2 separate regions of the Homo sapiens genome follow, and region 2 is linked to region 1. Evidence: read pairs that join two places in POLR2A ChIA-PET (ENCODE). Cell type or tissue: PC-3. All regions are shown on one strand. Each heading gives the region's core, and the rest is flanking DNA. Links, peaks and the distances in the headings are about the cores only. Region 1 overlaps GPATCH8 (G-patch domain containing 8). Region 2 has its middle 17 kb from the start of UBTF.

Region 1 (14,915 bases), core at 2,395-10,394:
TTGCCTTCTAAGGCAGTCAAAGTTTGTTTTAATTTATTTATAAATTGCAGTAGCAAGTGCTAGTGCCCATTACATTGTGGGGAAATCAAGTTTTTGACAGTATTAGAATTTAATGTTTTAACTGATTTTATTGGCAGTTCTAACACAAACAGATACATCCCTTCTTAACATTACCCTTTAATGAACAAGGATCAGACAAGTTGCATAAGGAAAGGAAAGGAAAATGAAAAAGACCAAGCAGAAGGATGAAGGCTACAACAGAGAAAGTAAGCCTAACATATTGGTGCACTGATGACAAAAGGAGTAATTCAGTCTGAAAATAAAAAATTACCACTGCTAAGATTACCATCACCACAACAAGTCCAGGATCATAATGCTGTAAAAAAGAAATACCATTTGTTAGGCAGAAACCATTAGGGTAGGAAACAGGCCTTCTAGCAGGCAGACAGGATGGGGTAAAGTTAACAGTTGGGCTTTGTCCCTCCCCCAATCTCAGCCGGGGACAGAGGAAGGACATTTTGTGCTACAGCAGCTGTTTTCATACTGGTCAGACCAAGGTGTGAGATTTTTGTACTGCTACTTGAGAACATGAACAACACCCTCTTCAATAAGGCAGGGGGTAGGGTGTCAGTTTAAAGTAAGAGAACTAGCTCTAGTTTCCAATCTTTCATTTAACTATTCATTCTCGTAAATCAGTATTCAGGGCCCAAGGTAGGACTTTTAAAAGAAATGACATCTAAGACTCTATCAGATCAACTAACTGGACAGTAATCAAGTCATTTACTTCACCAAAAGAACTCTAGGAGGCTTGGAGTATGGGTGAGATGTCCGCAAGACTTCTCTAGAAATATATATATAAAACAATTAAGCAGTCTAGAAAATAATCTTAGATCTTCAGTGCTTGGAGAACTTTGTGCATTTGAATTCTGTTATGAATGAATACAACTCTTTAAGTGGCTCTCCTCAGAACTTTGCTTCCTGTTAACCGAGACTTCCCAGGCTGGCCAATATCCTTCTTTCAGCACACAACAAAACCAATCTTTGAAGGACAGCTCTAGAGAAACCGACATCACAAGAGCTGTCACATTTAAAATTACTCCACTCAGAGTTAACTCACAGAAAATAAACAGTATGACTTTCAAAGCAATCTTGAAGGTGACATTATTGCCTGGGCCAAGTAGTAATTTCTTAACATTATTAAAGAGGCTATAGACCAAGGAAAGATCCCAGTGGGAAAAGACACCAAACACTACATACAGGAAGAGGCTGCAGCATTAAAAAACAAAACAAAACAAAACAAAAAACCCCCTCAGTTTATTCAGTTGCTATCAATGATAATCCTAAAGAACATCACTTACAATATCTGAATACCAATTTGTAGTGATGACCTCAAAAGGTAGGTAGCAAGAGTGTCTGCTAATATGTATTCTCTAGAAAACTCAACTTTTTTTTTTTTTTTTTGAGATGGAGTTTCGCTCTTGTTGCCCAGGCTGGAGTGCAATGGCGCAATCTCAGCTCACCACAGCCTCCACCTCCTGGGTTCAAGCGATTCTCCTGCCTCAGCCTCCCAAGTAGCTGGGGCTACAGGCATGCACCACCGTGCCCGGCTAATTCTGTATTTCTCGTAAAGACGGGGTTTCTTCATGTTGGTCAGGCTGGTCTCAAACTCCCGACCTCAGGTGATCTGCCCACCTCGGCCTCCCAAATGCTGGAATTACAGGCGTGAACCACCTCGCCCGGCCTCAACTTCTTTTAAAAATAAAATCCAGGTTCCCTACTTCTTGGTTTCTTTTAAAATACAGCAAATATTATTTAAAATATATTAAATTAGTGAGAACATTTTTGTTGCTTGTTTCACTCCAAAGGAAGCAACTTCAACCAGAACACTAAATAATCTCCTTAAAAGAAACTGTCTTCCTCAGGAAAAGATCTACAGACACTTACTTGGCCAACTGGAGAAGGGAAAGGAAACACATGCAAAATCAAGAATATGCCAATATCAATGTATTAATCTGATGGAAAACAACTGATACTCATATTTTCTAAATCAAAACCTTAAATAATGTTTCACTAACTGGAATTACACATTTATTTTTTAGAGACAGGGTCGCTGAGGCTGGAGTACAGTAGCACGATCAGCTCACTGCAGCCTCCACCTTTCAGGCTCAAGTGATCCTCTTGCTTCAGCCTCCCAAAGCTCTGGGATTACAAGTGTGAGCTGCACATCAGCCTATTGCCTATTTTAAAAGGCAGTTTTACTTATGCAATAATAGAAATTCCTAAGTGCTCTCTTATATATGCAAGTCTTGCTAAAATGTGAAGGCATTATAACATAACTAAAGAAAGAATACAGTCAAACACAAAAACCCACTGATTATCACAGCCACTCTGTCATTGAGAACAATCCCTCAGGAATCAGTTCTGATTTTAAAATGGTTAAGGTTACATCAATCTACAAAACTGTCCTAAAGACTTAAACTACAGAGAAAGAACTCTTTTGTTGTTTTTTGGGAAACACCATTTTTTTTTGAGATGGCGTCTCACTCCGTCACCCAGGCTGGAGTGCAGTGACGCAATCTCGGCTCACTGCAACCTCCGCCTCCCAAGTTTAAGCAATTGTCCTGCCTCAGCCTCCTGAGTAGCCGGGACTACAGGTGCACCACTACACCCAGCTAATTATTTTGTATTTTTAGTAGAGACAGGGTTTCACCATATTGGCCAGGATGGTCTCGATCTCTTGACCTCATGATCTGCCACCTTGGCCTCCCAAAGTGCTGGGATTACAGGCGTGAGCCACTGCACCCAGCCCAGGGAAACACTATTTTTAAAGAGACAAACTCTAGGAATAGAACAACTGGGAAGAATATATTAAAGGACAACCATAATCTAGTAATCAGCCATACTTTAGAAACAGAAGACATATGATTTCCCTGCAGAAACAAATTAGAAAGGAAGAAGCTTCTACAGTGATTAAAACACTGGTTGAATTGTCAACAGATGTAAGAATACCACAATGTAAGATGTAAGAACACCACAATGCATCTCTGCTGCTTTCCCCTTACAGAGATTCAATACAAACATTTACAACAAATATTGAGTTTTGGCTAGGCATGGTGGCTCATGCCTGTAATCCCAGCACTGTGGGAGGCTGAGGCGGGCAGATCACTTGAGGTCAGGAGTTCGAGACCAGCCTGGCCAACATGGTGAAACCCCATCTCTACTAAAAACACAAAAATTAGCTGGGCGTGGTGGCGGGCACCTGTAATCCCAGCTACTCAGGAGGCTGGGGCAGGAGAATCACTTTAACCCGGGAGGCAGAGGTTGCAGTTAGCTAAGATTGCACCACTGCACTCCAGCCTGGGCAACACAACGACACTCCTTCCCCCCGCCCCCCAAAAAAATCAAAAGCCCGGGCACGGTGGCTCAGGCCTGTAATCCCAGCAATTTGGGAGGCCGAGGCGGGTGGATCACCTGAGGTCAGGAGTTCAAGACCAGCCTGACCAACATGGTGAAACCCTGTATCTACTAAAAATACAAAATTAGCTGGGCATGGTGGTGCATGCCTGTAATCCTAGCTACTTGGGAGGCTGAGGCAGGAGAATCGCTTAAACCCGGGAGGCGGAGGTTGCAGTGAGCTGACATCGTACCATCGCACTCCAGACTGGGCAACAAGAGTGAAACTCTGTCTCAAAGAGACAAAAATAAAATAAAATAAAATAATATATATATACACATATATATGTGTGTATATGTATACGTATATATATACATATATATATATATAGAGAGAGAGAGAGAGAGAGAAGGAGAGAGAGAAAGAGAGTTTCTACTATATTCAAGGCACTGTTCTGGGCACTGCATATAGTGATGATGTAAAAAAAAAAAAAAACACCACAACCGCAGCACCACGTTCCATGAATTACCAATAAATAGGCAAAATAGAGTAATCTGACCAGCTGGAACTTCAGCTGAGAATGAGAGAAAACAGAACATTTGTGAAGCTAATGCATAAGCAGTTAAAAAAGCTTAAAAATGTCTGAAGTTGTCTTTTAAAGATATCTAAAGTTGTCTTTAAAGACGACCTTAATGAAGTGCAAGTAAATATAAAAGCCATCAAAAAGTCACAAAATCCATGTTTTTTTTGAGACAGGATCTTGCTAAGTCACCCAGGCTGGAGTGCTGTGGTGCCATCTCCGCTCACTGTAAATTCCAGCTTCCAGGCTCAAGCAATTCTTGCCTCTAGGCCTCCTGAGTAGCTGACACTACAAGTGCCTGCCACTACATCTGGCTAATTTTTGTATTTTTAGTAGAGATGGGGTTTCACCATATTGCTCAGGCTGGTCTCAAACTCCTGGGCTTGAGTGATCTGCTCACCTCAGCCTCCAAAGTGCTGGGATTACAGGTGTAAGCCAATGAGCCCGGCCTAAAATCCACTTTCAAAAGACAATTAAAACTGGGCTGGGCTTGGTGGCTCACGCCTGTAATCCCAGCACTTGGGGAGGCCAAGGCAGGAAGATGCCTTGAGGACAGGAGTTTGAGACCATACTGGGCAATAGAGCAAGACTCTGTCTCTCCAAAAAATTTTTCTTAAAAAAATTAGCTGGGCATGGTGGCATGCACCTGCAGTCCTAGCCACTGAAAATATTGAGGCAGAAGGACCACTTGAGCCCAGGAGCTGGAGTGAGCTATCATCGCACCACTGCACTCCAGCCTGGGTGACAGAGAAAAACCTTGTCGAAAAAGAGAAAAGAGGGGAAAAAAGACCATTAAACTGATAAAGGCCAAGAACCTACACTGACATCTTTAAAGTACTTATTTCTTCTTTTTAAGTAATGCAAATACATATGTGAAAATCAAGATAAAAAAAATTACGCAGGTGATTCTCTGATTTGCAAAAGTATTCAAAATAGGATTCAAGTCATGTTAATGGACTTAAATATCATTTCATTTATTGAAACTGTGATCACATGAAACTTTCAGAAACACTGAATAAAAAATGGTACATTTATTTCCAAACCAAAGCTTAATTTTTGCAAATTTCTCCTGAAAATGAGTCTTTAGGTGGCATAGAAACAATTATTACTTTCAGCATCGTTTAGATATTTTTCTAAGCAACTCTAACATATGATATATGCTACCTCTCAGAAAACATTAACTGAAAACATTGAGCACATTACTTAATCCCTAGAGAGTTTTTAAGGTTTAAAAAAAAAGGAAAAACTTTCTACCCAAAATAGAGTTCAAATTATCCAGTACTACAAAAACCTACTATATTCTTGCCATGGCCTTTTTAGTGACCTATACAACAACCAAATTAATTTGATTTTTTTCTTCCTTTATTTATTTTTTAAAACAGGGTCTCACCATCGCCCAGGCTGGAGTGCAGTGGCATAACCACGGCTCACTGCAGCCTCAACCTCCTGGGCTCAAGTAATCCTCCCATCTCAGCTTCCTAAGAAGCTGGGACTACAGGTGCACACCACCACATGTGGCTAATTCTTGTTATTTTTTGTAGAGACGGGATTTCACCATGTTGCCCGCCCAGTTTGTTCTTGAACTTCTGAGCTCAAGCAATTTGCCCACTTTGGCCCCACAAGGTGCTGGGATTACAGACATGAGCCATGGTGCCTGGCCAATTTGATTTTCAAATACAGATGTTTTCTAAGGCACACAAGTTTAATTATGACCTAAACGAATTTCCATCTGATACTTTCCATCTAGGATAAAATAGTTCAATTTTAATCATATAACTAAATATATTAATAAACAGGAACAAAGGTGGGGCAAAAGGCTTTAGTGAAAGTGTTGTTAAATCAGAATGTTAGGCCTGGGAAGGATATCTCATCCAGGGATAACATGATATCCTCAAGCCCTTAGAAGAGATAATAAAGAGAATTCATGAGTTACTTTCAATTAAAAAAAAAAAACCTAAAGAAAATCATACTTTTACATGAGATACAACTGTTTTAGCTAAAATTATACTGACTCACTAAAGATTGCCTCAAGCTAACCACCATGCTAAGATCAATTTGTTTTTTCAAATGGGAAAGCCAAATTAATAAATACAATTTTGGGGTAAAATAGTCTAAAACATGGGGCTGAGGAGATACGGAAAAAAACAGTTAAGTCTTTAGTTTAAAGAAAAAAAAAAGGCCAGGCATGGTGGCTCACGGCTGTAATCCCAGCACTGTGGGAGGCCAAGGCAGGCAGACTACTTGAGGTCAGGAGGTCGAGATCAGCCTGGCCAACATGGCAAAACCTCGTCTGCATTTAAAATACAAAAATTAGCTGGGCGTGGTGGCATGTTCCTGTAATCCCAGCTACTTGGGAGGCTGAGGCAGGAGAATCACTTGAAACTGGGAGGCAGAAGTTGCAGTGAGCCGAGATCACACCATTGCACTCCAGTCTGGGGCAACAAGAGAGAATCTCCATCTCACGGGGGGAAAAAAAGTGGTAGCACTTTTGTGCCCTGAGTTTTACTTATGTTTATATCCATATCTGACACAGTATGTAGGCCAGAATGGCATTTAGTTAAAAAGCATTTGTTGACTCAGAGAATGAACATGTTCGTAGCGGGTCTGAAACTTGTTCAACTGTAAATACTTAGTCATCATGATGCGCGCCGCTTAACATCACAAGATACTAATGATTTAACTCTCATAATCAAGGAATTATTTTATCAAGTAGAACATATCACTATATTAGAAAGGTCTCCATATATCAAAAAATATGTAAACTTTTATAATGAAATATTTGAGTTTTACATTACTGGTCATTAGAGCCTTAAGGCTTGTTCAATTTCATTTCTTGTTATCACTCAGTAGTCAAGGAGAAGGAAGCATCAAATGTTTAAGAAAAAAATACTAAAGAACTTACATTCAACATATATCGACAAACTTTTAAAAAACTGAATTGGAAAGTTGCCATAACCAGTTTCAGTGAAGGAAAACCTCAAGTCAGCCCCCATAATAATGGTGTTTTCCAGGAAATTAGGTTTAGGGTAAGTGGTCTGTTAGAAATTCTGAAAACATTTTTCCTCTTTTTAAAAAACAGGTCACAGTAAAAATTAATGGCTTCCTTCAAGTACCCAGTACACTCCTATATACATGTAGGTAGACCAAAAATTACCAGTGAGCTCCAATCTATGTGAGTATTTCTTTTTCTTTTTTTTTTTTCCCCCCCTAAGATGGAGTTTCACTCTTGTTGCCTAGGCTGGAGTGCAACAGCGCGATCTCGGCTCACTGCAACCTTCACTTCCTAGGTTCAAGCGATTCTCCTGCCTCAAGCCTCCTGAGTAGCTGGGATTACAGGTGCCCGCCACCAGGTGGCTAATTTTTTGTATTTTTAGTAGAGACGGGGTTTCACCATGTTGGCCAGGCTGGCCTCGAACTTCTGACTTCAGGTGATCCACCCACCTCATACTCCCAAAGTGCTGGGATTACAGGCATGAGCCACTGTGCCCAGCCTACATGAGTATTTCTTGATTAATGAATTCCAAAAGAAAAAATATACTTGTAAAGAGTGGCAACATGAAACTCAGGGGATCTGAATTACAGTTCTGTCACTAATGGGGCATGTGACCCATTATTAGCTATTAATTTCTTTTTATTTTTAGAGACAGAATCTCACCCTGTTGCCTAGGCAGGACGGAATGCAGTGAAGTCATCATAGTTTACTGTAACACTGAACTCCTGGGCTCAAGTGATCCTCCCACCTCAGCCTCCTAAGTAGCTAGGACTACAGGCACTCACCACCATGTGTGGCTAATTAAAAAAAAAAAAATTTTTTTTTGTAGAGATGGTGTCTCACTATGTTGCCCAGGCTGGTTTCAAACTCCTAGCCTCGAGTTATCCTTCTGCCTCAACCTCACAAAGTGCTGGGATTACAGGTGTGAGTCACCATGCCGCCTATATTAGTTTCGTGATCCAAAAATAGAGGAGTTAAAGGCCAGGCGCAGTGGCTCACGCCTGTAATCCCAGCACTTTGGGAGGCCGAGGCGGGCAGATCACGAGGTCAGCAGATCGAGACCATCCTGGCTAACACGGCGAAACCCAGTCTCTACTAAAAACACAAAAAATTAGCCAGGCGTGTGGCAGGCGCCTGTAGTCCCAGCTACTCGGGAGGCTGACACAGGAGAATGGTGTGAACCCGGGAGGTGGAGCTTGCAGTGAAGCCGAGTTCACACCACTGCACTCCAGCCTGGGCGACAGAGTGAGACTCTGTCTTAAAAATAAAGGAGTTAGACAAATCTATAAGGTTCACTTCACAATTCTAAAGTTTGAAGAGTGGAAAATATTTGAGTAGAAAATATCTGGGGGGATTATGTAGACAGCAGCCAGTCTTGTGATACTATAATAAGCCAACAATCAAATGCCTTCTTAAACTTACTATTGTTTTTCCATAGCTACACTGAAAATTTTACTATTCCAGGATCACTCCATTACCCCAAAACTTTCCAGCCTCATTTAACTTTCCACTGCAACTCCTCCATTTCATCTATTTTTTTTTCCTTAAAGACTGAGTCTCACTCTGTCACCCAGGCTGGAGCACAGTGTCACAATCTTGGCTCACTGCAACCTCCGCCTCGCAGGTTCAAGTGACTCTCCTGCCTCAGTCTCCTGAGTAGCTGGGATTACAGGCATGCATCACCATGCCCAGCTAATTTCTTTGTGTTTTAGTAGAGATGGGGTTTCACCATGTTGGCCAAGCTGGTCTCGAACTCCTGACCTCAAGTGATCTGCCCGCCTTGGCCTCCCAAAGTGCTGGGATTACAGGTGTGATCCACCGCACCTGGCCTCCATTTCATGTTTAATAAAAAAAAATTTTTTTTTTTTTAAGACAGTCTCACTCTGTTGCCCAAGCTGGAGTACAGTGGCACACTCTTGGCTCACTGCAACCTCTACCTCCTGGGTTCAAGCAATTCTCCTGCCTCAGTCAGCCTCCTGAATAGCTGGGACTACAGGCACGTGCCACCATGCCTGGCTAATTTTTGTATTTTTAGTAGAGACAGGGTTTCACTATATTGGCCAGGCTGGTCTTGAATTCCTGACCTCGTGATCTGCCCGCCTCAGCCTCCCAAAGTGCTGGGATTACAGGTGTGAGCCACCGCACCCAGCCAATAAACTTCTTCCTATATTTTTCTAGGCAATCCCTAAAAAAGACTGGGCTGCAAAGCTTAGCTCTCCAATAAGAGATAATAGCTAGACACTTGTGTGACTTTTGGCAAGCAGAGCCTGAGTCTCAGCAGCCTCCTCTGCAAAATGAAAATATTATCACCACCTTTTTTTTTTTTTTTTTAAGACAGGTTCTAGCTCTATGGCTCAGGCTGGAGATTAGAGTGCAGTCACACAATCATAGCTCACTTGCAGCCTCAAACTCCTGGGCTCAAGCAATCCTCCTGCCTTAACCTCCCAAGTAGCTAGGGCTACAGGCATAAGCCATCACACCACACCTACCCCATCCCCCTTTTTAGGACTGGCATACAGACCAAAAGAGACAACAAATGGAAGATATTTTGTAAACTTTAAATCACTATGCAGAACGCTCAAGGGTTCAGAAAATAAAGAAATTAGTCTTCCTTTTATTTCCAAATTAGACATTTTGGGGGTGTTTGTTTGTGAGACAGGGTCTCACTCACTCTGTTGCCCCAGCTGGAGTACAGTGGCGTGATCTCAGCTCACTGCAACCTCTGCCTCCCAGGTTCAAGCGATTCTCCTATCTCAGCCTCCTGAGTAGCTGGGATTACAGGAGCCCACTACCAAGCCCGGCTAATTTAAATTTGGCATTTTTGAAAGTAAATACCTTAAAATGAAAGATACTCTAAAACAGAATCTGTGATAATTTCCAAATGTTTTACATACAATTTGATGGTAATGAAACAACCCCATTTACAGATGGAGAAAATTATTATCTATGATCAATAATCAAAGTATTACAGGCTGGGTATGGTGGCTCACGCCTATAATCCCAGCACTTTGGGAGGCTGAGGCAGGATGACAGCTTGAGCCCTGGAGTTCCAGACCAATCTAGGCAACATAGGGAGACCCTGTCTCTATGAAAAAAATTTAAAAATTGGCCAGACATGGTGGCAAATGCCTATATTCCCAGCTACAGCTACACAGGATGCTGAGGTGGGAGGATCACGTGAGCCAAAAAAAAAAAAAAGGGGGGGGGGGGAAGAAGGAGGAAGAAGAAGAAGGAAGAAGAAGAGGAAGAGGAAGAAGAAGAGGAAGAGGAAGAAGAAGAAGAAGAAGAAGAAACAAACCACTATCACTATATACCCTTTTGCTCACTTAAGAAGCTTCCTGGACACTCCACTCTCTTGCCTAAGTATCCTACTAACCCAGTGTCATTTTAATAAGGCAAACTAACCTAGGTCCAAAAGTCTATGAATACTAAGATAGGAAACAATGTAAATTAGGCTAAGGCTAAGACTATAAAAAAAAAAAAATAAACAGCACTATACTACTTTAGTGTAACCAATACATTTTGGATAAATTTAAAAAAAAAAACTGTCCACCCTATTTACTATAATGAAGGTAATTTTCTTAGAAGCCTGTTATTCATATGGTCCAAAAGAATGTTTTTCTAGCCCTGATCCATTCTATTTGCATTAAAAAATGGGGCAAGGGGATATTTAAAATATCATTTCCTGGGCTAGGCGTGGTGGCTCACGCCTGTAATCCCAGCACTTTGGGAGGTTGAGGCGGGTGGATGACCTTAGGTTAGGAGTTCGAGACTAGCCTGGCCAACATGGTGAAACCCTGTCTCTGCTAAAAAATACAAAAATTAGCCAGGCGTGATGGCACATGCCTGTAATCCCAGCTACTTGGGAGGCTGAGGCAGAAGAATCACTTGAACCCGGGAGGCAGAGGTTGCAGTGAGCCGAGATCGCACCACTGCACTCCAGCCTGGGCAACAATAGCGAAACTGTCTCCAAAAAATAAATAAATAAAATAAAATATCATTTCCTGAACCCTACCCCAGACCTGCTGATTTATGCTGGTCAGAATCGACATTAAATTTTTTGCTTGTTTTCTTTTTCAGTAGATACAAACTCTTGCTATGTGGCCCAGGCTGGTCTTGAACTCTGAACTCAAGCCATCCTCCCACCTCAGCCTCCCAAAGTGCTGGGGTTACAGGCGTGAGCCCCTGCACTCAGCCTCAGAATCTACTTTTTTTTTTTTTTTTTCCTGAGACAGAGTTTCACTCTTGTTGCCCAGGCTGGAGTGCAATGGCGTGATCTTGGCTCACCGCAACCTCCGCCTCCCAGGTTCAAGCAATTCTCCTGCCTCAGCCTCCCGAGTAGCTGGGATTACAGGCATGCACCACAACGCCCGGCTAATTTTGTATTTTTAGTAGAGACGGGGTTTCTCCATGTTGAGGCTGGTCTTGAACCCCTGACCTCAGGTGATCCGCCCGCCTCAGCCTCCCAGAGTGCTGGGATTACAGGCGTGAGCCACTGCACCCGGCCTGAATCTACATTTTTAACAAGAACCCAAGGTGATTCTGCTGAAAGCCATAAGACTAATAATGGAAAAAGCACTGGGGTAGAAGTAAGAAGACTTGTTTAGTAAAGGTAGCTCCTATCCTTAGCAGTTTCACCTCAGATAAACATTTAAGTTTCTCAATCTTTTAAGTGGCATTATGTCTTATTCTATATACTGGAGAGAGAAATATATAGGTATATAAAACATATAGCCATATTTAATTCCTGACACCCCCAAATCTTGTAAAAATATGGCTATATGGAGGGTATAGCAAGGTCACAGTGCTTACTAGTTGCAGAGTTAGAATTGAACCCAGGTGAAATTTCAGATGAGCTCACAAAGTAGTAACTTGCGGTTCAAATACAGCCTGGTATGTTTTGTTTAATTTCATTATTTTAGACTTCAAGCCAACATTTATCAATTAGAACATTTCACAGAAAAGGAATCTGAATTCCTGGCTGCTTTTAACAATTTTAGAAGATCCAGCAACACTGAGATTATAATCTTAGGTGGCAACAATTACCTTCTCTAAACACAGCAAAACTCACACCACTTGCTATTGTCTCACACTCACTCAATTTCAACAACGTATGCTATCATCGGGCCCCAACTCCTACTTCAGGTCTACATTCTTTGCTCCCTCCTTTTGAACCAAATGGGATTTACAAGAAAACCAAGTGGGATTTCTATCTACTGGTTTGGGAAGATTTAGTGAGAAAGGAAATACTGGATTTAAAACTAATAAACTACATTTGAAATACTACATAAAAATATATTACACTTTGTTCTCTTTTCCGAGTGTTTTAAGTGCCATTGTTTTGAATTTTGGTGGTAAATTTTAAATGAACTTTTGAAAGATTTTAATAAAATATGTTTATTATAAAACACTTTTTACTTTATGTTCTTATCATTTTCAGATTTCATTCCACTTTAAAATACCAACGCTTCTCATGGAAGAATAAAGAGATTCCACTAACTCACAGACACCTGTACTCCATGTATCTATCAGCAAGTATAGATGCACAGATAGAAAATAGTTGGTTGCTTCTTTATTCTCACAATCTGAGACTTTTCACTTGTTAATTATTATAAAAAATTTGAAATTATAACTTAAATTGCTCAATTCTCTATTAAGCTTCCACTGTACCTTTAACTTCACAATTAAAACAATCATTATACTGTATTAAATTTGTTACATTATTTGTTTCCCTATTAGAAATAAACCTCTGGAGGGCAGAGGTTCTATCTTATTCACTCTTAAAGACTTAGTACAGATCTGGCACATTCTTTTTCTCTTTTTCTTTGGAGACAGAGTCTTACTCTGTCACCCAGGCGGCTCACTGTAACCTCCGCCTCCTGAGTTCAAGCTATTCTCATGCCTCAGCCTTCCAAGTAGCTGGGATTACAGGCGTGCACCAACATGCCTGGCTAATTTTTGTATATTTTGGTAGAGAGGGTTTCGCCATGTTGGCCAGGCTGGTCTTGAACTCCTAGCCTCAAGTGATCCACCTGCCTCGTCCTCCCATAGAGCTGTGATTACAGTCGTGAGCCACCACACCCAACCCAGATCTGGCACCTTTTAAGCATGCAATAAACATATGCAGAATACAAAACAAGAAAAACAGCAACAGAGAATACATAAATGCACAGTAATTACTATCCTTTAGGAATTTACAGTCTACTGAATTAGGTAAAAGAGACACATCAACAAAAATTATACAAGATTGAATATTTAAAATGCCACAGGAGAGAAACAGAAAGTAGAAGTCAGGGAGGAAATTATAGTATGAGACATAAGTTACAGTATTTTCTTTTTCCCTGGACACCAATTTCCATCCCTAAATATTTGGCAAAAGTTCTTACCACTCAACTTTAGCCTTAAGTTTCTAGTGAATTTATACTCATCATGAAGAATATATATGACCACTTCAAGTGCCCTACGAGAATATATCACATTCAGAATTATCTCCACTTTTTCTGGCCTGAATAACTACTGTATATTTCAATTCGGTGGCACTGGTATTTCTCACCACCATCATATCTCTCCAGGATAGGGAAGTAAGCTAGCACCTACAGTTTAGGTACATTACAGCATATTGGTTAAAAGCATAGGTTTTGGCACCAAGATTCTACCACTTATCTGCTGTAAGATCTTGGGCAGGCTGGGCGTGGTGGCTTAAGCCTGTAATCCCAGCACTTTGGGAGGCCGATTCGGGCGGATTGCCCGAGGTCAGGAGTTTGAGACCAGTCTGGCCAACATAGTGAAACCCCGTCTCTAATAAAAATACAGGAAAATTAGTCAGGTGTGGTGGCATGCACCTATAATCTCAGCTAGTTGGGAGGCTGAGGCAGGGGAATTGCTTGAACCAGGGAGGTGGAGGTTGCAGTGAGCCGAGACTGCACCACTGCACTCCAGCCTGGGTGACAGAGCAACACTCCGTCTCAAAAAAAAAAAAAAAAAGAAAAAAAAAAAAAGGAAAAAAGATCTTGGGCAAAGATCTTTTGGTAAAATGCTCTTTGGGTAAAATGGGAGTATCTACCTCAAAGAGGATTTAAGTTAGAAAATCCATGTCCAAGCACTCAGTAAACACTTAATAAATGATGGCTATTATAAAAGATTAACACTAAATCTAGTGAATAGGGGCTTGCTAGTCAAACATGTGCATAAACTGACTATATATTGTCTTCATAGTTGACCTGTTTTATCAGCCTTCATAGTTATTCCTTCCTTTCCATTTCCACTATTACTCTTTCAAGTCCTTATCTATACTCATACCCAGACAACTTTCTAAATGGTTTTCCATCTCCATCCTCAGACATTCTTTGAGCAGACTATTATTTTATTTCCATCACCAATGCCTGGCTGGGATAATGAAAAGAGATTTCGATGGCAAATCAAAGAATTTGGGTTTGGGTTTCAGCCCTATCATTAAAACATTTTGGAACCCTAAAAATAAATTTCTCAACTGTATAGTGAGTTTTAACTTATCTTCAATATCTTTTTTTTTTTTTCTGAGATAGGGTCTTACTTTGTCACTCAGGCTGGAGTGCAGTGGCATGATCTCAGCTCACTGCAACCTCGTCGACCTTCTGGGCTCATGCGATTCTCCCACCTCATTCTCCCAGGTGGCTGGGACTACAGGCACATGCCATCACGCCCAGCTAATTTTTTCTTTGCATTTTAAGTAGAGATGGGGTTTTGCCATGTTGCCCAGGCTGGTCTCGAACTCCTGAGCTCAAGCATCCACCCACATTGGCCTGCCAAAGTGCAAGGATTACAGGCGTGAGCCACCACACCCGGCCTTCAGTATCTCTTCTGGCTGTAAGTCTATACCTCTGCTCTGATCAAGGTGTCTTTGGCTTACAAAATACAATTCCAGATTGGAGGAGCATTAAGGCCTTCCACATTCAGTGTGGCATGAGCTT
Region 2 (14,915 bases), core at 2,228-10,227, 210 kb before region 1:
CGCTGGGGCAGATCACAGTTTCCACTTCACAGGTTGCTGTAGATACAGTTCACTGCCCACAGAGATGATAGGCCAGTGATTGTCCATGTGGTAGCTGATGAGGTGACTGACACTCTCTTTTTTTTTTTGAGACGGAGTCTCGCTCTGTTGCCCAGGCTGGAGTACAGTGGCGTGATCTCGGCTCACTGCAAGCTCCGCCTCCTGGGTTCACACTATTCTCCTGCCTCAGCCTCCTGAGTAGGGACTACGGGCGCCTGCCACCACGCCCAGCTAATTTTTTGTATTTTTAGTAGAGACCGGGTTTCACCGTATTAGCCAGGATGGTCTCGATCTCCTGACCTTGTGATCTGCCTGGCTTGGTCTCCCAAAGTGCTGGGATTGACACTCTCAAAGCAGTGATCCTTTGTCCAAACCAGTCCTTCAGGGTCCACCAATAGCAGGTGCTTAGGCAGCCCACTCTGCAAGCCAGTAAGCACATACTGGCCTTGGTCATGCTCTCCCGCACCAGGAAGTCGCCATGGAGCTGCAGCAATGCCTCAGCCTCTCGCTGGCTCAGCTTCCCGTGGAACCAGGGCTCCCCTTGGAGCTGCTCAGCCATGGAAACCACTGGGGAGGGGGAGGCACCCAAAGAGCATCTTTAAAGGGCTTCATGTCAAAGAGGTCCCAGGGTGCACTGCGATTGATGGCAGGATGGGGGGGCCTAGCACCACCTTCTGCTTGCCGGGCCTTGTCTAGGTTCTGGACGTTGATATAGGGATCATTGAAGAGCTCTCTGCCTGCTGGACAGGGTGGTGGAGGTGGCATCTGTTTGCGGACTTCTGGATCTCCCCCAGCAGGCTATCCCACAGGCAGTGTAGCTCCCAAGTGGCTGGGGGTCCAGACACTGGGTGGAGTGGGTCAAGCAGCCTCTGAAGTGGCTCCTTCCCGAAGCCTCATGTCTACCAACTCCCCAAGAGAAGGTTCCTTCCCAGGGACGTCATTATAGTACTAATGGTCAGGTGGCTCTTCCTCCTCCTCATCCCAAGCTGATCCATCAAAGCCAGCCATCCTGTCTTGGGGGTGAGCAGTTGGGGTGGGTTCGTGAGGTATTGTTTGAAGCACAACTCGAAGGCCTGGCCAATGGTGCTAATGACATCCTGGGAGGGCCTTTGGGACACTCCAGAATGTGGCAGGCTCTCTGATTCACAGGGTCTTTGGCAACGTAGGCAACATCCTCAGCTGTGTCCTGTTTGCAGTCTGCGGCCATGAGGTTGAGGCTGCTGGTGGAGACGGTGAGAGTGATTGGCATTCCAGCAAATTTCAGGTTACTCCTTCCCAGGATAGAGCTGAGCAGGCAGCTACAGGGCTTTCTCTTCCTTGTCACCCCCTTCACACCCAGCACAGCATCACACACCAGACTGATGGCCTGCCTCCCTGCGTGACCTGAGTTGGGTGTTGAAGTCGAGGGCACGCATTGATTGCAGGACCTCCATATAGCCCATGGAAGTGAGCCTGGGCCATTAGCATCCTCTGCTACAACAGCTGTGGATTGGAGCTAGCAAAGTGAGGACAGGAAGGAAGTGGTCCCAGCGGACATAGAGCAGGGCCAAGAGGAAGAGCAAAGCAGGGCCTCATGGAGTCTCCGCACCGCACCACAGGCCGATTTGATTCCAGATCACACCACTGCCTGCTTAGGTCACCACTCCAACTTTCTCCCCTGGCTCTGCCTCCCTAGAGAAACTTTATTACGCTCACTTCCCGCCTCACTAACCCCTGACCCTCTCCCCCTGCAGTTTTTAACTTTCTGAGTTGCTCACATTGAGCCTACAGCAATTTGTCAATTACACTTCAGGTTTTTCTACCCTGGCACTGGTTCCTGTGGAGGTTACTGCTTGTGAGTTTCTGCTCCCATCAACTGTGATTCTCAGGCTGGGCGTGGTGGCTTATGCCTGTAATCCCAGCACTTTGGGAGGCTGAGGCAGGAGTATTGCTTGAGCCCAGTAGTTCAAGACCAGCCTGGACAACATAGGGAGACCCCATCTCTACCAAAAATTGAAAAATTAGCTGGGTGTGGTGGCTCGTGCTTGTAGTCCCAACTATTAGAGAGGCTGAGATGGAAGAATCGCTTGAGCCCAGGTATTTGAGGCTGCAGTGAGCTATCATTTTGCCACTGTACGCCAGACAGAGCAAGAGCCTGTCGAAGAAAAAAAGAAATTGTGATTTTATCTGACTGTCTCACCAATTTAGGGCATAGCAATTTGCTGTGTGACCCCACTTCTCTGATGGATCTAAGAAGGGTTGATTTTTCAGTTTGTTCAGCTTTTTACTTGTTTGAATGTAGAGGTGATTTCCAAGCTCTTTACATGTTAGACTGGAAACTCTTCTTCCTGTTTTTTTTTTTTTTTTTTTTAAGAGATGAAGTCTTGCTATGTTGCCCAGGCTGATCTTGAACCCCTGGGCTTATAATCCCAACTCCAAAGTGTTGGGATTATAGGCGTGAGCCACCTTGCCCAGTTGAAATCCTCTATTTCGTTTTGAGTGAATTTGGCTGTTTGTGTCTTTCACTCTGTTTAAAAAACTATATATGGGTTGGGTGTGGTAGCGCATGCCTATAATCCCAGCACTTTGGAAGGCCAAAGCAACGGGATTGCTTGAGCCCAGGAGTTTGAGACCAGTCTGGGCAACATAGCAAGACCCTCTCTCTACAAAAAAATACAAAAATTAGCCGGGTATAGTGCCCTCATGCCTGTGATCCCAGCTACTCAGGAGGCTGAGGCAGGAGGATCACTGGAACCCAGGAGGTTGAGGCTGCAGTGAGCCATGATTGCTCCACTGCACTCCAGCGTGGATGACAGAGTGAGACCCTGTCTCAAAAGAAAAGAAAAAAGAAAAAAAATTCCCACACAGCACAGATGATAGGATTTTTTTTATCCTGACGTATAGGAACTTTATTTTACTTTTAAATTTATTTAATTAATTATTATTATTATTTTTTGAGGTGGAGTTTTGCTCTTGTTGCCCAGGCTGGAGTGTAGTAGCGCGATCTCAGCTCATTGCAACCTCTGCCTCCCAGGCTCAAGCAATTCTCCTGCCTCAGCCTCCCAAGTAGCTGGGCGCACCACCACGGCCAGCTAATTTTTGTAGTTTTAGTAGAAACAGGGTCTCACCATGTTGGCCAGGCTGGTCTCAAACTCCTGGCCTCAAGCGATCCGCCTGCCTCAGCCTCCCAAAGTGCTGGGATTACAGGAGTGAGCCACCGCGCCCTGCCAATAGGAATTTTACCATTTCGTTTAAGTTGTCAAATGTATGGGTATTTATGTTTGTAGTATTCCTTTGTTATTCTTTTAATGTTTTTAGGGTCTGTAGTGATGTCTTCCATTTCTGTTATTTATAATTTGTGTCTCTTCTCTGTTTTTCTTGGTCAGTCTGACCAAAGGTTTATAAATTTTACTCATTTTTTTTCAGAGAACTAGCTTTTCGTTTCATTGATTTCCTCTACTGTTTGTTCTTAATTTCATTGATTTTTTTTTTTTTTTTTGAGTGACTCACTCAGTTACCCAGGCTGGAGTGCAGTGGTGCTATCTCGGCTCACTGCAAACTCTGTCTCTCAGGTTCAAGCGGCTGTGCCATCTCAGCCTCCCGAGTAGCCAGGACGATAGGTGTGCACCACCATGCCCGGCTAATTTTTGTATTTTTATTAGAGATGGGGTTTCACCATGTTGGCCGGGCTGGTCTCGAACTCCTGACCTCAAGTGACCCACCTGTCTTGGCCTCCCAAAGTGCTGGGATTACAGACCTGAGCCACCAAGCCTGGCCAATTTCATTGATTTCTATTCTATCTTTATTATTTCCTTCCTTTTGTCTGCTTTGGGTTTAATTTGCTCATTTTTTCTAGTTTCTTATAGCAGGAGTTTAGGTTATTGATTTGAGATATTTCTTATTTTCTTTTTCTTTCTTTCTTTCTTTCTTTCTTTTTTTTTTTTTTTTTTTGAGATGGAGTCTCACTCTGTTGACCTCAAATGATCCGCCTGCCTTAGCCTCCCAAAGTGCTGAGATTACAGGCGTGAGCCTGCTCGCCTGGCCTCTTATTTTTTAATCTAGGTATTTAATGCTCTGTTTCCCCCTAAGCACTACTTCATTGCATCTCACAAATTTTGATATGTTTTCATCCTCCTTTAGTTCAAAATATTTCTCAATTTCACTTATGACTTTAGCTTTGGTCTATGGGTTATTTAGAAGTGCATTGTTTTACTTTCCAAATACTTAGGGATTTGTGGCCTGGCGCTGTGGCTCATGCCTGTAATCCCAACACTTTGGGAGGCCAAGGCGAGCAGATCATTTGAGGTCAGGAGTTTGAGAGCAGCCTGGCCAACATGGTAAAACCCCGTTGTCTCTATTAAAAATACAAAAATTAGCTGGTCATAGTGGCACACACCTGTAATCCCAGCTACTTGGGAGGCTGAGGCAGGAGAATTGCTTGAACCCGGGAGGCGGAGGTTGCAGTGAGCCGAGATCGCGCCACTGTACTCCAGCCTGGGCGACAGAGAGAGACTCTATCTCAAAACAAACAGAAACAAATATTTAGGGATTTGCTAGATGTCTTTCTGTTATTGATTTATAATTTAATAATGTTATGAACATAGGCTATGTTTTCTGTGATTTCCATTCCTTTAAATTTGTTAAGGTTTGTGTTTGTGGCCCAGAATGTTGTCTATTTTAAGGTGAATGATCCATGGGCATTTGAAAAGAATATGTATTCTGCTGTAGTTGGGTGGAGTGTACCCTAAAGATAAATTAGGTCAAGTTGGTTGCTGGTGCTATTTAGGTGTTCTATATCCTTCATGATTTTCTGTCCACTAGTTCTATCAATTATTGAGAGAGTAGTGGTAGTTCCTGCCATAATGGTAGATTTATCTGTTTCTCCTTTCAGTTCCATTAGTTTTAACTTCATGTATTTTGAAGTTTTGTTTAAAAAATTATATAAGGGCCAGATGGAATGACTCATGCCTATAATCCCAGCACTCTGGGAGGTCGAGGTGGGAGGATCGCTTGGGCCCAGGAGTTTGAGACCAGCCTACGCAACATAGGAAGACCTTGTCTCTACAAAATTTTATTTTTTAATTGGCTGGGTGTGGTGGTGGGTGCCTGTCGTCCTAGCTACTCCAGAGGCTGAGGTAGGAGGATTACTGGAGCCTGGGGGGTTGAGGCTGCAGTGAGCCATGATTGAGCCACTGTACTCCAGCCTAGGCGACAGAGCGGGACGCTGTCTAAAATTTAAAAAAAATAAAATGCACACACATATATAGACATGCTCTATTTTAAAATATATGTAAGGTAGGCTTGGCGCAGTGGCTCACGCCTGTAATCCCAGCACTTTGGGAGCCTGAGATGGGTGAAATCACTTGAGTCCAAGAGTTCGAGACCAGCCTGGGCAACATGATGAAACCCTACCTCTACCAAAAATACAAAAAATTAGCTGGATGTACTGAAACATGCCTGTAGTCCCAGCTACTAGGGAGGCTGAGGTGGGAAAATCACTTGAGCCCAGGAGGTGGAGGTTGCAGTGAGCCAAGATCGTGCCACTGCACTCCAGCCTGGGAGACAGAGCGAGACCCTGTCTCAAAAAAAAAAAAAAAAAAGGAAAAATATATATGTAAATTAGTGTTCACATATAATAAATCTGGAGGAATATACTCTAAATTATTAACAGTCATTACTGGAGGTTTTTTTGTTTTTTGTTTTGTGTTTTTAGAAACAGCCTCCCACTCTGTCTTACTCTGCTGGAGAGCAGTGGTACCATCATAGCTCACTGCAGCCTCAAAGTCCTGGGCTCAAGTGATCCTCCCACCTTAGCCTCTCGAGTAGCTGGGACTACAGGTGAACACCACCACACCTGGCTAATTTTTAAATTTTTAGTAGACACAAAGTCTCACCATGTTGCCCAGGCTGGTCTTGAACTCCTGACCTCAAGTGATCCTCCTGCCTCGGCCTCCCAAACTGCTGGGATTACAGGCATGCGCCACCACACTTGGCCAAATTACTGGAGATTTTTATTCTGTATGTTAAATCATTCTGTAATTTAAGTGTTTTATACATGTATTATTTTTGAAATCTGAAAATACAAAGATATGTTTTAATGGAAGTAGAGAGATGATTTGATGTGTGTGAGTGTGCATGTGTCCCCCAGCCTGAAAAGCATTTTCTGGTCCATCTTGGGAAAAAGTCAGCTGAGCACTCCTGCTGGGCCCTCAGGCCATAACCCACACCTCCTGCTTCTGCTTCCTCACCCAGCCCTTCCTTCCTTACCTCCTGTCAGCTGGCTCTGGGCCCAGGTACATGGGAAAGAAAACCTTCTGAGGTCACCATGTGGTCTGCCAACCCAGCAGGCTTTCCATGATGTCACTTCACTTTGCTGAGCAAATTTCACCCATTTCTCTTCAGGCTACTTCTCAGATATATTCCATTTCATAGACTCTATTCCTTCAAGATATTCCACCTCTCTCATCACTGGGACAGTTACTGCTTGTCCCTCAGGAGTCAGATCAAATGTCTCTCCCTCCAAGAAGCCCTGCCTTACTCCAGCTCCCTCTGCTCCTGCCACTCCCTGCACAATACTAGTGTTTTCTTTTGTTTTGTTTTTGAGACAAGGTCTCACTCTGTCACCCAGGCTGGAGTGCAGTGGCGCGATCACGGCTCACTGAAGCCTTGACCTCCTGGGCTCAAGTGATCCTCCCACTGCAGCCTCTGGAATACTGAGACTATAGGCGCTTGCCACCACGCCTGGCCACAATTTTTTTTTTTTTTTGAGACAGGGTTTTGCCACATTGCCCAGGCTGGTCTCAAACTCCTGGGCTCAAGGCATCTGCCCACCTCAGCCCCTCCCAAGGTGCTGGGATTACAGGCGTGAGCACCATGGCCAGCCAGTGCTCACTCTTGCTGAACGTCGGGCCCCATGCTGACTGCAGGTCCTATGATAGCATGGGCTATGTCAGCCCGCCTCTGCTACTGACTCACTGACATGCACAGATTCCCAGTTTGCCTCCTTACAGCGAATTCCTCCTGTATGAATTCACTTCCAGGTGAATCACTTTAATCATGTCACTTCCCAGCCCAAGAACCTGCAAGACTCCCTAATGCCTCCTGAATCAAGTCCAAACCCTTCTGGGCAGTTAGGGTTCTTCAAACTTGACCTTGCTTTTTCCATCTTATATGAACCTCTTCTAGAAGGACTCACCTCTGCAGTCAAGACTTCCCTGTGCTGTCGATACACCATTCCCACCTCCCTGCCCTTGGCCAAACCACTCCCCTACCTACCTGGAAGGTACCCCACCCTCCATTCTCCCTGACCCTTGAGAACAAATTGAATTCCTTTCTTTTTGAGACGGAGTTTTGCTCTTGTCGCCCAGGCTGGAGCGCACTGGCACCATCTCATCTCGGCTCACTGCAACCTCCACCTCCCGGGTTCAAGCAATTGTCCTGCCTCAGCCTCCCAAGTAGCTGGGATTACAGGTGCACGCCCCCACACCCGGCTATTTTTTGTATATTTAGTAGAGACAGGGTTTCACCATGTTGGCCAGACTGGTCTCAAACTCCTGACCTCAGGTGATCCGCCCACCTCAGCCTCCCAAAGTGCTGGGATTACAGATGTGAGCCACCGTGCATGCCCCCAACTTGAATTCTATCCAGTGTCCAAAGTCTAGTTCCTCTTCTCCACAAGCATTCTGTCTCTGGACTTCATAAGCTTGATGGCATAGAGGTGTAGAAGGACACCAGGCTCTTGGTCAAACAGCCGTGCATCTGAATCCTACCCTGCCTCTTAGAAGCCGTATGAGCTAGGGTGAGTTCCTTATCTTCTCTGTGCTTCAGTTTCCTTATCAGTAAGATGGGGCTAAAGCCGACCTCACAGGGTTATTGTGAGGAGGAAAAGAGTAAGAACACGGAAAGCACCTGGAACTGTGCCTAGCACATAGTATGTGCTCAATAAATACTGAAAGCTACTTCTTCAGCCCATTCTGCTCTCTGCCCTCTCAATTTCCACAGCTCATGTCCCTGCAGCCTGCCAGCCCTGGGTCACATCCTGTCACACAGCCCTAGAACTGTTCCATATGGTCAGCAAAACTGAGAACCCAGACCCCTCATATACAAAGAGACAGAAACAAACCTCTCAAATATGACACACCTTGTTAGCAGTGATCAGAGGAGAAAAGGGTTTATTACCCAGTCCCGGAGTGACACCATCCCCCACCCAACAACTCTCAACAACTTGATAGGGCCCAAAGAGGGAAGGGGCCTAGAAGACTGAGAGCAAAAGAGAAAGGTGAGGCTGGCCAGGCACAGTGGCTCATGCCTGTAATCCCAGCACTTTGGGAGGTCCAGGCGGGCAGATCACCTGAGGTCAGGAGTTTGCCAGCCTGGCCAACATGGTGAAACTGTATCTCTACTAAAAATACGAGAATTAAACTGGCATGGTGGCGGGCGCCTGTATTCCCAGCTACTTGGGAGGCTGAGGTAGGAGAATCGCTTGAACCCGGAAGGTGGAGGTTGCGGTGAGCCGAGACCCTGCCACCATGCTGTTGCACTCCAGCCTGGGTGACAAGAGCCAAACTCCATCTCAAAAAAAAAAACAAAAAAAACGAGAAAGGTGAGACCTTTAAGAGATGATAGGAGCCCCTCTCCCTCTCCCTCTCCCTCTCCCTCCTCTCCCTCTCCCTCTCTTTCCACGGTCTCCCTCTCATGCCGAGCCGAAGCTGGACTGTGCTGCTGCCATCTCGGCTCACTGCAACCTCCCTGCCTGATTCTCCTGCCTCAGCCTGCCGAGTGCCTGCGATCGCAGGCGCGCGCCGCCACGCCTGACGGGTTTTCGTATTTTTTTGGTGGAGACGGGGTTTCGCTGTGTTGGCCGGGCTGGTCTCCAGCTCCTAACCGCGAGTGATCCGCCAGCCTCGGCCTCCCGAGGTGCCGGGATTGCAGACGGAGTCTCGTTAACTCAGTGCTCAACGGTGCCCAGGCTGGAGTGCAGTGGCGTGATCTCGGCTACAACCTCCACCTCCCAGCCGCCTGCCTTGGCCCCCCAAAGTGCCGAGATTGCAGCCTCTGCCCGGCCGCTACCCCGTCTGGGAAGTGAGGAGCGTCTCTGCCTGGCCGCGCATAGTCTGGGATGTGAGGAGCCCCTCTGCCTGGCTGCCCAGTCTGGAAAGTGAGGAGAGTCTCTTCCCGGCCACCATCCCATCTAGGAAGTGAGGAGCGTCTCTGCCCGGCCGCCCATCCTCTGAGATGTGGGGAGCGCCTCTGCCCCGCCGCCCCGTCTGGGATGTGAGGAGCACCTCGGCCCGGCCGCGACCCCGTCTGGGAGGTGAGGAGCGTCTCTGCCCGGCCACCCCGTCTGAGAAGTGAGGAGACCCTCCACCTGGCAACTGCCCCATCTGAGAAGTGAGGAGCTCCTCCGCCCGGCTGCCACCCCGTCTGGGAAGTGAGGAGCGTCTCCGCCCGGCAGCCACCCCGTCCGGAAGGGAGGTGGGGGTCAGCCCCCGCCAGGCCAGCCGCCCCGTCCGGGAGGGAGGTGGGGGGTCAGCCCCCCACCCGGCCAGCCACCCCGTCCGGGAGGTGAGGGCGCCTCTGCCCGGCCGCCCCTACTGGGAAGTGAGGAGCCCCTCTGCTCGGCCAGCCGCCCCATCCGGGAGGGAGGTGGGGGAGTCAGCCCCCCGCCCGGCCAGCCGCCCCGTCCGGGAGGGAGGTGGGGGGGTCAGCCCCCCGCCCGGCCAGCCGCCCCGTCCGGGAGGGAGGTGGGGGGGTCAGCCCCCCGCCCAGCCAGCCGCCCCGTCCGGGAGGTGAGGGGCGCCTCTGCCCGGCCGCCCCTACTGGGAAGCGAGGAGCCCCTCTGCCCGGCCAGCCGCCCCGTCCGGGAGGGAGGTGAGGGGATCAGCCCCCCGCCCAGCCAGCCGCCCTGTCTGGGAGGTGAGGGGCGCCTCTGCCCGGCCGCCCCTACTGGGAAGTGAGGAGCCCCTCTGCCCGGCCAGCCGCCACGTCCGGGAGGGAGGTGGGGGGGGGTCAGCCCCCCCGCCTGGCCAGCCGCCCCGTCCGGGAGGGAGGTGGGGGGGTCAGCCCCCCGCCCGGCCAGCCACCCCGTCCGGGAGGGAGGTGGGGGGGTCAGCCCCCCGCCCGGCCAGCCGCCCCGTCTGGGAGGGAGGTGGGGGGGTCAGCCCCCCGCCAGGCGAGACGCCTCGTCCGGGAGGGAGGTGGGGGGTCAGCCCCCTGCCCGGCCAGCCGCCCCGTCCGGGAGGTGAGGGGCGCCTCTGCCCGGCCGCCCCTACTGGGAAGTGAGGAGCCCCTCTGCCCGGCCACCACCCCGTCTGGGAGGTGTACCCAACAGCTCATTGAGAACGGGCCATGATGACAATGGCGGTTTTGTGGAATAGAAAAGGGGGAAAGGTGGGGAAAAGATTGAGAAATCGGATAGTTGCTGTGTCTGTGTAGAAAGAAGTAGACATGGGAGACTTTTCATTTTGTTCTGTACTAAGAAAAATTCTTCTGCCTTGGGATCCTGTTGATCTATGACCTTACCCCCAACCCTGTGCTCTCTGAAACATGTGCTGTGTCCACTCAGGGTTAAATGGATTAAGGGCGGTGCAAGATGTGCTTTGTTAAACAGATGCTTGAAGGCAGCATGCTCGTTAAGAGTCATCACCACTCCCTAATCTCAAGTACCCAGGGACACACACACTCTGCCTAGGAAAACCAGAGACCTTTGTTCACTTGTTTATCTGCTGACCTTCCCTCCACTATTGTCCTATGACCCTGCCAAATCCCCCTCTGCGAGAAACACCCAAGAATGATCAATAAAAAATAAATAAATAAATAAATAAATAAATAAATAAAAAGAGATGATAGGAGCCGGGTGTGGTGGCTCACGGCTATAATCCCAGCACTTTGGGAGGCCGAGGCAGGCGGATCACAAGGTCAGGAGTTCCAGGCCAGCCTGGCCAATATGGTGAAACCCCGTCTCTACTAAAAATACAAAAATTAGCTGGGCGTGGTGGTGGGCACCTGTAGTCCCAGCTACTCAGGAGGCTGAAGCAGGAGAATTGCTTGAACCCAGGAGGCGGAGATTGCAGTGAGCTGAGATAGCGCCACTGCACTCCAGCCTGGGCGACAGAGCGAGAGATGATAGGGATCTTGAGGGCCGCCCTCATGAATGGATTAATTCATTCATAATTAATGGTTAGAGGGGAACTGATAGCTTTATAAGAAGATAAACCTGAATTAGCATGTTAGCAAGCGCAGTCCCCTGACCATGTGATGTGATGCCCTGCATGGCCACAGGGCACCACAGAGAGTTTCCAAGTTCCAGGCTCTGCCTCTCTCCAACAAAGAGGAGTGGGGTTCCTATCCCTGGTTCTTACTCTTCAAGACCTCTCCCAAGTTTCCAACCCCACCCTGGCCTCAACATTGGACTTAGGGTGCAGTCTTCCCATAAACTGCTAGGAACAGGGGGGTCGGGTGTAGGTGGGAGGAGGAAAGAAATGCTCAACCTAAAGTCTCTGCTTCTGGGATCTTCCACTCAGCTGGGAGAGATTAGACGTGCATAAGCAACAAAAATGAAAATAGACAGTGCTGCACAACTTTAAGAATAAATATAGGCCTGCCTGGTGGCTCACTCCTGTAGTTCCAGAACTTTGGGAGGCTGAGGTAGGAGGATCGCTTGAGCTCAGGAGTTTGAGATCTGCCTGGGCAACATGGTGAGACTCCATCTCTATAAAAAATACAAAATTTAGCCAGGCGTGGTGGTGTGTGCCTATAGTCCCAGCTACTCAGGAGGCTGAAGTGGGAGGATCCCTTTAGCGTGGGAGGTAGAGGTTGCAATGAGCCGAGATCACACCATTGCATTCCGGCCTGGGCAAGAGAGCGACAGAGTGAGATACTTTCAAAAAAAAAGAATAAATATAAACCTAGGGCTTGGGAGACCAGTAGTGGGAGCCCTCATGGACATAAAGGATAAAGGAAGAGGTAGCATTCCAGCCTCAGCCTTTGGACTTGTTAGGGTAGATGGTCTTTCTCATTAAAATAAGACCAGGCACGGTGGCTCATGCCTGTAATCCCAGCACTTTGGGAGGCCAGGGTGGGTGGATCACTTGAGGTCAGGTGTTCGTGACCAGCCTGGCCAACATGGTGAAAGCCTGTCTCTACTAAAAAAAAATACAAAAATTAGCCGGGTATGGTGGCGGTCGCCTGTAGTCCCAGCTACTTGGGAGGCTGAAGCATGAGAATTGCTTGAACCTGGGAAATGGAGGTTGCAGTGAGCTGAGATCGCACCTCTGCACTCCAGTCTGGGCGACAGAGCGAAACTGTTAAAAAAAAAAAAAAAAAAAGATGTGCCAACAACATTAAAAACATTCAAGCAATCTCAATTAAATTTCCAATTGAATTTTTTGGAAGACTACAATAAGCGTAAGAATAAGGCCCTCATTATAGCTAAATTATCTTTATGAAAAAGAGAGGCGTTTGGTTGGAGACATTTTAGTCTGCTTTGAATATCCCTGGCTTCTTCCCGTTTTGGGGCCTCTTTGAAGTTAGGCAGGGCCACATGACTAGTTCTGGTCAATGGGCTGTAAGCACAGTGACTTTGTCATTGCCCAGCTCAGGCATTTAAGAGCTTGTGTGAATCCTCCAGCCCTTTCTTCTTCTGCCAAAGTGACCTGGAAGTCATATATTTCAGTTTCGCCACAGATATAATCAGCTTGGATTCATGAACCCCGCATGAAGGAAGCTGCCACGGAGAAATGCAGTGGATCTTGTGTAAGTGGGAGATAAAGATTCATGGATTAAGCCACTGAGATTTGGGGTTATTGCCACAAGATAATCTACTCTATCCTAATACAAGGAGGACTTGGTCTACCAGATATTAAGGCATTCTCTAAAACTTTAATAATAAAGAGCCGTGAAATAGTCTGAAGAAACACAATGGAGAAGACAGAGACAGGACTCCATATATGAGATCTTTTTTTTTTTGAGAAGGAGTTTTGCTCTTGTTGCCCAGGCTGGAGTGCAATGGTGTGATCTTGGCTCACTGCAACCTCTGCCTCCCGGGTTCAAGTGATTCTCCTGCCTCAGCCTCCTGAGTAGCTGGGACTACAGGTGCCCGCCATCACACCCAGCTAATTTTTGTATTTTTAGTAGAGACGGGGTTTCACCATATTGACCAGGCTGGTCTCGAGTTCCTGACCTCGTGATCCGCCCGCCTCGGCCTCCCAAAGTGGTGGAATTACAGGCGTGAGCCACCGCGACCGGAGAGATGTAGGGCTTTTTTTTTTTTTTTTTTTTTTTTGGTGGGGGAGGGAGTTTCGCTCTTGTTGCCCAGGCTGGAGTGCAGTGGCGCTATCTTGGCTCACCGCAACCTCCGCCTCCCCGGTTCAAGCGATTCTCCTGCCTCAGCCTCCCGAATAACTGGGATTACAGGCATGCACCACCACGCCCAGCTAATTATATATATATATTTTGTTTGTCTGTTTGTTTGTTTGTTTTGAGACAGAGTCTCGCTCTGTCACCCAGGCTGTAGTGCAGTGGCACGATCTCGGCTCACTGAAAGCTCTGCCTCCTGGGTTCACGCCATTCTCTTGCCTCAGCCTCCCGAGTAGCTGGGACTACAGGCGCCTGCCACCACGCCCCCTACCACCACGCCCCGCTAATTTTTTGTATTTTTAGTAGAGACGGGGTTTCACCGTGTTAGCCAGGATGGTCTCAATCTCCTGACGTCGTGATCCGCCTGCCTTGGCCTCCCAAAGTGCTGGGATTACAGGCGTGAGCCACTGCGCCTGGCCTAATTTTGTATTTTTAGTAGATACGGGGTTTCTCCATGTCGGTCAGGCTGGTCTTGAACTTCCGACCTCAGGTGATCTGCCCACCTCGGCCTCCCAAAGTTCTGGATTACAGGCATGAGCCATTGCCCCAGCCAAGAGGTAGGGCTCTTAAGAGATGATTGGGTCATGAAGGCTCTGCCTTCATGAATGGACTGATCCATTCATGGATTAATGAATTAATGGATTAATGGATTAGTGAGTTATCATGGGAGGGGAACTGGTGGCTTTGTCAAAAAAGAAAGGCCAGGCGTGGTGGCTCATGCCTGTAATCCCCAGCACTTTGGGAGGCCAAGGTGGGAGGATCGCTTGAGCCAAGGAGTTGGAGAGCAGCCTGGGCAACATGGCAAGACCCTATCTTTACAAAAAAATTTTAGTTGGGCATGGTGGCACGTGCCTGTGGTCCCAGCTACCAGGGAGGCTGAGGCGGGAGGATCCCTTGAGCCTGGGAGGTGAAGGCTGCGATGAGCTGTGATTGTGCCACTGTACTCCAGCCTGGGTGAGAGTGAGATCCCATCTCAAAAAAAAAAAAAAAAAAAAAAAAAAAAAAGAAAAGAAAAAGAAACGAAAAAAAAAAAGAGGAACCAACAGATCAAGATCTAGAACATAATGCTGATTATGTATAGAAATACACACACGTGACAAACCAAGTGTAAAGGTACATTTTGAGACAATTTAGATATGTTGGTTATGGATTAGATATGAGATGATATGAAGGTATTACTGCTAATTTTGTTGGGTGTGATAGCATTGTGGTTAGGTTCAATGATGGGGGCATGCATAGCTAAAGAATATAGGGGTGAGGCCGGGTGCGGTGGCTAATGCCTGTAATCCAGCCCTTCGGGAGGCCGAGGTGGGTGGATCACAAGGTCAGGAGATCGAGACCATCCTGGCTAACACGGTGAAACCCTGTCTCTACTAAAAATACAAAAAATTAGCTGGGCGTGGTGGTGAGCGCCTGTAGTCCCAGCTACTCGGGAGGCTGAGGCAGGAGAATGGTGTGAACCTGGGAGGCAGAGCTTGCAGTGAGCCAAGATCATGCCACTGTACTCCAGCCTGGGCAACAGAGCGAGACTGTCTCCAAAA

The links. ChIA-PET counts read pairs that join two places held together with the same protein. Peaks named below come from ENCODE experiments on the same cell type or tissue, not always from the same donor. Only the 100,000 strongest peaks of a DNase experiment are listed, where the experiment ranks them.
Region 2: POLR2A ChIA-PET joins it to region 1 with 11 read pairs; 2 of 35 experiments call an interaction of 5 or more read pairs at or near these places.

The regions. Positions count from the first base shown.
Region 1 is chr17:44,438,340-44,453,254 of GRCh38, forward strand. All of the region lies in intron 3 of GPATCH8 (G-patch domain containing 8), which reads right to left. Among named protein-coding and RNA genes, the nearest start is that of ITGA2B, 56 kb to the left of the region's middle. In PC-3, for the core only: a CTCF peak has its summit at 7,302 (motif pointing left); a DNase peak (open chromatin) is centred at 6,582; H3K27ac peaks cover 1,036 bases.
Region 2 is chr17:44,228,748-44,243,662 of GRCh38, forward strand. It overlaps the pseudogene SHC1P2. Among named protein-coding and RNA genes, the nearest start is that of UBTF, 17 kb to the left of the region's middle. RefSeq lists silencers at 6,400-6,600, 6,900-7,100 and an enhancer at 9,004-9,635. In PC-3, for the core only: no CTCF peak of the experiment used is centred there; DNase peaks (open chromatin) are centred at 6,304 and 7,044; H3K4me3 peaks cover 412 bases; H3K27ac peaks cover 3,214 bases.